2 separate regions of the Homo sapiens genome follow, and region 2 is linked to region 1. A link is a contact called in ENCODE Hi-C or POLR2A ChIA-PET data. All regions are on one chromosome and are shown on one strand. Each heading gives the region's core, a stretch centred on a gene start or an enhancer-like site at or near the end of the contact. The rest is flanking DNA. Distances are from core to core; before and after follow the strand shown. Region 1 overlaps EIPR1 (EARP complex and GARP complex interacting protein 1). Region 2 holds the start of RNASEH1-DT (RNASEH1 divergent transcript).

Region 1 (2,700 bases), core at 6-2,505:
ATGTATGCATTTGAATGGGTACCAATTCCAAAGTGGTGGAGATTCAAAGCCGAATCAAACATTTGCCTCTACATGCACATCCAGCAGCACAGCATCCTGCACTTAAGAGCAGCATGTGCTCTAAAAGACACTCTCCCTGCAGACATATCACTGCAACGCCTTCTTCCCCTGGCTAGAAGAAAATGGGTCATCTTAGCCTAGTTTTGCTCCAGGTGTGGAATAAAATAAGTGGGGGAGAGGACTGTATTTCCTGCAGGAAATCGTGGTGTGCTATTCCACTCATTTTCTCTGCATGCGACTGATTTTATATCTGCCTTGGCGTGGGCCAAGGGATATACTTCTCTATGAAAAAGCTCATATTTCTCAGTCATATTATCAGAGGAAGCAATAAAATGAGTTTCAAGTGGCTGTATAAGTAACTTTTTAGATCTATGAAGAAAAAATATAATTCAAAAAGAAGCAAAAAAAGGCTTAAAGACTACAGGAGGTAATATTGATTTGCTTTAGAAAATAACTGGCTTCGAGTTCTCACAGGTAAAGCTTTCAAGAAATGCTTCTTGGGTTCTGAAGATCACAGGGAACATTGTAAGGCTGTGATGAAGTCTGCAAAGAGCACAGGGAAATGAAGGAAGGTCACATGGCACTTGAGCCTCGGTACCAACTGAGTCTGTGGGAGGGAGGCCTGGGCGTGGAGGGCCCTGAAGAATGACTGCCAGACTGAAAACCTGTCACCTGGGTAGATGGGTGCATGATGACATCGTGGATTCGCTTTCAGAGAGACCAGATCGAGATATCATCTTGCTAGGAGTCTAGGAAACCAACTACACAAACAGAAGCTTCGTGGCTTTCTGGAAACACAGCCATGGGTGGTGGCTACATGTTTGCAGAGTAGTGACGGGCGGTTCCCTAACCAATCACGGTTTTGTGTGTCTTTCTTGTTAAGAGATAAATGTCAAGGCAAAGAGGGAAAGGGTCAAGAAAGACAATTCAGAAGAATCTGAGCCCAGGAGCCTCAGGGTCCTACAAACTGCCCAAGCCTGAGACTGGCAAGATGGATTATTCTTCACAGGACCAGGACTGAAGCTGGAAGGGCACATAGCTTACAATAAAATGCGTAGTTTGCAGATGACAACGAAGAGAGATGTGGCCTACTTCCTATCACTTGGCCTGCACATTCTCAGGCCTTGGTCGAAACACCACTTCCTCCCACGGAGTTGACTGATCCACAAAGGTCGCTGGGACTTTCCCTGGTCCTTTCCCGTGGCAGCCTGCACTCCCCCCACACATGCAACACATTGATCACCACCGGCACCCGGGTTCCTGGCCAGACTCTCAACTGTATGAGCAACGAGCTCACACCTCCCACTCATGGGAATATGCAAGCAGCCAGCTCAGGCTGTGACAGGCACCTAAGAGGCCTTTAGTAAACTGTGTGCTGACGAAGGAGGAGGGAAGAATTCATCCCGCCCCCTCTGAGTATGTGAGGATGTTTTGCGCGTTCTTAAATGCATAAAAAATAAACTTAGAAAAAGTCTGTTTATCAAGTACAAGTCAGTGAAGACTGGTTCACCCTAGAACCCCATGGAAAGGGTTTGCTACTCAGTATCCAAAGCGCCCCACTAAAAAAGAGGCTTTGCTTGTGAATCAATTCACAAGGGGCTGCTGGGGCCAGGTCAAGGTGCAGCCCTGTAGGTGGCCCCCAGGGTGGACACCTGCCCTCTGCTCTCTCTATGCTCCTCCTCCCAAAACTGCTCACTCCCATTCTGAGGGCTGGAACGGCATGGCGGCATGCCTGTGGACAAAGCCAGAACCAATTCGTCCAGTGGACTCCCCAGCTCCGACCACATGTCCCATGTGACCCCTAAACTCCCCATGTATCAAGCAGAAAGTGCTCCTCTGTGGCACCCACCTCTTCCAACCAAGAGAACCATCCCGGGAACAAACGCTTCAGAGTAGTTACACCTCTCTATCATTCTCAAACTCTAAATGCAAAACAAAGCTCACTGAATTGTACTTTTTAATGTCTGTTGTGTTGCCTTTTCTTCAATCTAACCTAAGATCTGGCCATGACTTTATTTCATTCCAGGTTGTCTGGAGACACCGCCTGCCTGATTCCCGCCTTACCGGCTAAACTTGTCTCCCTGTAGTCTCTGCCTGGTCCCATCTCGGCCTGTATTTGCCGTTTTCCATCATTAAAACAAGAAAACATACAGTGTCTTACTTTAAGGACTCACCATCCAGACACAGTCTTAGGCTCAAGTGCTACTTCCAACAGGAAGTCAGCTTCAACCCTGCCGTAAGAGCAACCGGCACTTACGCAGCTCCTACCATGCGCCCGGCTTTACCTCTAATAGTCACATCCGCCTTACTTTACACCTTAGGTTGCTCAACTAGAAAGATTCAGAATTGGGTGATACACACCTGCCCATCCAACCAGCCCTGATTGCCAAACAGGTTTCACCTCAAAGGACCAGAGGTGCCTGACTGGACACTCTATCACAAGGCTCCAGGCTCTGCTGCAGGGCCCCATGATCAAGGCACACTGCCTGCCCCATACACAGGCAGGAAGAGGCAGCCCCGTGTGAAAGTTTTCTGCCACTCTAGCAGAGGCTGAGCTGCCCAGGGATAACTGCTCCAACAAGACCTCCCCACCACACGCAGTCCTTCAACATCCCAGCATGGACATCTCCCTAATTCAAA
Region 2 (2,700 bases), core at 147-2,646, 340 kb after region 1:
TTGTCCCTTGGTATCTGAGGGAGACTGATTCCAGGAAGTCCTCCACCCCATCACAGATACCAACATCAGAGGATGCTTAAGTCCTTTGCATAAAATGGTGTATTTGCAAATAACCCACACACATCTTCTTGCATGCTTTAAATCATCTCTAGTTTATAATACCTAATACAATCTATATAGTTGTATTGTCTTTTTATGCGTATTTTAAAACTGTATTCTATTTTAATTTTTTCCAAATATTTTTGATCTATGGTTAGCTGAAACTGAGGATGCAAACTGGATATAGAGGACCAATTTTTGCGTGAAAAGGGCAGAGTCGCACCTTATAGTTTTATCCTGCACGTCAGACTCTACACCTGTGTTCTACTGTATGCCAGCCAGCCAGCACACCAGCACCATAAGGCTTTCGTCAAACTCAAAGCATAACAAAATACTGCGGTCTTTGAAAAAAATATTAACCATTTCTTTACAACAAAAAGGTCAACTTCTGAGATGCTTCTTCCTCAATACTGTAGCTGCCGTGCATGGGGAAACACAGGTAACGAACTTTGGTATCTTGTAGTGGGAAGAGTTCTGGTGGTACAGTCAGAACAGCTGGGCTCAAGTCCTTTCTCTGTCAGTTACATGCCCTGGGAACTTCCTGACCCCAAGAACTATACCTGAAAGTGAGAATAATCCCTCTCACCTCCAAGGGTTGTTACAAGGATCCAACTGCAAATACTGGCTTATTAGAATTTGCCTTTTTTAAAAGGGAAGATTAGGTACTGAGTTCCAATCCCAATTTAGCTGGTACGGAAAGTCTTCTGGTAACGGGGGTTCGTTCTGATTACGTGTCACTTTTTGTTGCACTTTAACTGCAACAAAGATGGAGGATTAAACACAGGGTTTATTAGGCCACCCCTAACCTTTACGCGACGTTTCTGATATTTCAAACAAGTCTTCGGTGCGTTCCAGTCCCAGGCCATGAGCCTCCTGGAACCCCGCCGGCCGAGCAGGAAAACGAGGCGGTCCCCCGACCACCCACAGCCACAGCGCGCGGCACAGACTCGGACCGCCAGGCTCCCGCCGCCGGGGTTAGCCGGGCTCCGGCCTCCCTCGACCCCGATGCCGGCAGGGAGGCGCCTCGGCGGGCGGGCCACTCACCAGGTCAGAAAGACCCCGGTCTTGCGGCCCCTCCTCACGGCATAGAACATCCCGAACCCGCGAGAGCCGCGGCGGCAGGGCAAGGCGGCCAAGGCGACTCTGTGGGCCAGGAACAGAAGCCAGCTCATCGCTCACTCCCGGCACCGGGAAGCATTTCGACTCCCGGCCCAGCGTGGGCGCGAGCCGCCGGCGCTCAACACCGCACTTCCGTCACCGGCGCGGGAAGATGACGCACGTCTGGGCGGAGTCCTGATGAGGGCCGGGGCCTAGGGAGGGGCGGTGTCGTAGGGCGGAGCCCGGAGCTCGGCCCCTGACGAGCCCGAACTCGTCAACTTCCTGTCGGTACTTGAAGAAGCGGAGCCAGGGCTGAGATCCCGAAGGCGGGCGAGGTCTGGGATGGGGCGGGGCCTATGGGAGCGGGGCTGAAGCCCTGGGCCCGGCAGAGGAAGGTCGAGATGGACCATGTTGGGCCCCTTCTCTCCCCGCCCCCAGGCCGCAGTTCGGGGGCCACGCCCCGGCGTGCTCGGGTCACCGCGGGAAGCCCTTGAACCCCCTGGCGCCCGGCACCCACGTGCGGTAACCGCGGCTCCTCGAGAGCTCCAGGGATGCGGATCTACAGTAAGGGCTGTGGCCAGATGAATGAATGCACATTTTTTAGTGGGCAGAAAGATGTTAGAATTCATGAATTAGAATAAGCACAAAGGAGGGCGAGAGGGGAGGCCGTGGAAGCCGCATTCCTCCCCTTGCCTTGGGCGCCCACCCCCGAAGGGGCGCGTCCCCTCCCTGCTCCACTGCACGTGGGTGTTTAACCAGGGGATATCCAGTGCCTCAAGCACCACGACCCGGGAGAAAACTGAGTTGAGAAGGTAACTTTTAGAATTCTCCCCATTTGACCTTTTGCTCTGTAAGCAAATCAAGTAATTTTAAAAGTGTTCATGGGTTGGAGGGGCGTGGTGGCTTACGCCTGTAATCTCAGCACTTTGGGAGGCCAAGGCGGGTGGATCACCAGGTCAGGAGATCGAGACCATCCTGGCCAATATGATGAAACCCTGTCTCTACTAAAAATACAAAAATTAGCCGGGCGTGGTCGCCTGCGCCTGTAATCCCAGCTACTCAGGAGGCTGAAGCAGGAGAGGCGCTCGAACTCGAGAGGTGGAGGTTGCATCTGGGCGACAGAGCGTGATTCCGTCTCAAAAAAAAAAAAAAAGTCTCCATTGGCAAACATTGTTATTCGAATTATTTTTAAACCACTTTTCTTTAATTTTCTTAAGGTCTTCTAACAAGCCTTTTGCACACCTGCCATGTATTTTGTCAGGCCTTGGGGATGAAGGTGAGAAATTCGAGAATCCCCGGAGATAACACATCAGCAAATAGTGCGCAGGCAGAACAAGCTGTTGGAGGTGAGAGACACAGAGCAGAGAAGCACCCGCACCTGGAGAGTCAGGAGGGCCTCACATCAGAACGCCTGAGCAAATACAGTTTTGAAGGATACTAATTTTTTAAAAAGTTCATTCACATGAGTTAGACAAAGAGAAAGAAGCAGGACATTCTAGGAAG

Evidence for each region. Hi-C counts contacts between places; a loop is a spot of excess contacts on that map. ChIA-PET counts read pairs that join two places held with the same protein, here RNA polymerase II (POLR2A). Pooled maps may share reads with other maps.
Region 2: a pooled map shows a loop between it and region 1 (11-fold over the local background). The contact joins the promoter of RNASEH1-DT here to the enhancer-like site in region 1. A Hi-C loop is called at or near these places in 2 of 37 single-sample maps with no recorded cell type and 11 of 50 pooled maps. POLR2A ChIA-PET finds 5 or more read pairs at or near these places in 4 of 52 experiments (B cell, GM12878, activated CD4-positive, alpha-beta T cell and 1 more).

What each region holds. Positions count from the first base shown.
Region 1 is chr2:3,222,021-3,224,720 of GRCh38, forward strand. The region is part of intron 4 of EIPR1 (EARP complex and GARP complex interacting protein 1); the gene reads right to left. Among named protein-coding and RNA genes, the nearest start is that of LINC01250, 97 kb to the left of the region's middle. RefSeq lists an enhancer at 1,148-1,347. Within about 2 kb of position 1,256, at least 7 of the 41 ENCODE cell types and tissues checked have a DNase peak (open chromatin) inside an H3K27ac peak, as active enhancers do; they include B cell and GM12878, where a contact is called at or near this core.
Region 2 is chr2:3,556,990-3,559,689 of GRCh38, forward strand. It overlaps RNASEH1-DT (RNASEH1 divergent transcript), which reads left to right and starts at 1,397. Exons shown (of 3, transcript NR_038429.1): 1 at 1,397-2,009; 2 at 2,459-2,700. It overlaps RNASEH1 (ribonuclease H1), which reads right to left and starts at 1,344. Exons shown (of 8, transcript NM_002936.6): 1 at 1,144-1,344. The coding sequence starts at 1,271. RefSeq lists silencers at 1,006-1,105, 1,476-1,795 and an enhancer at 1,196-1,445.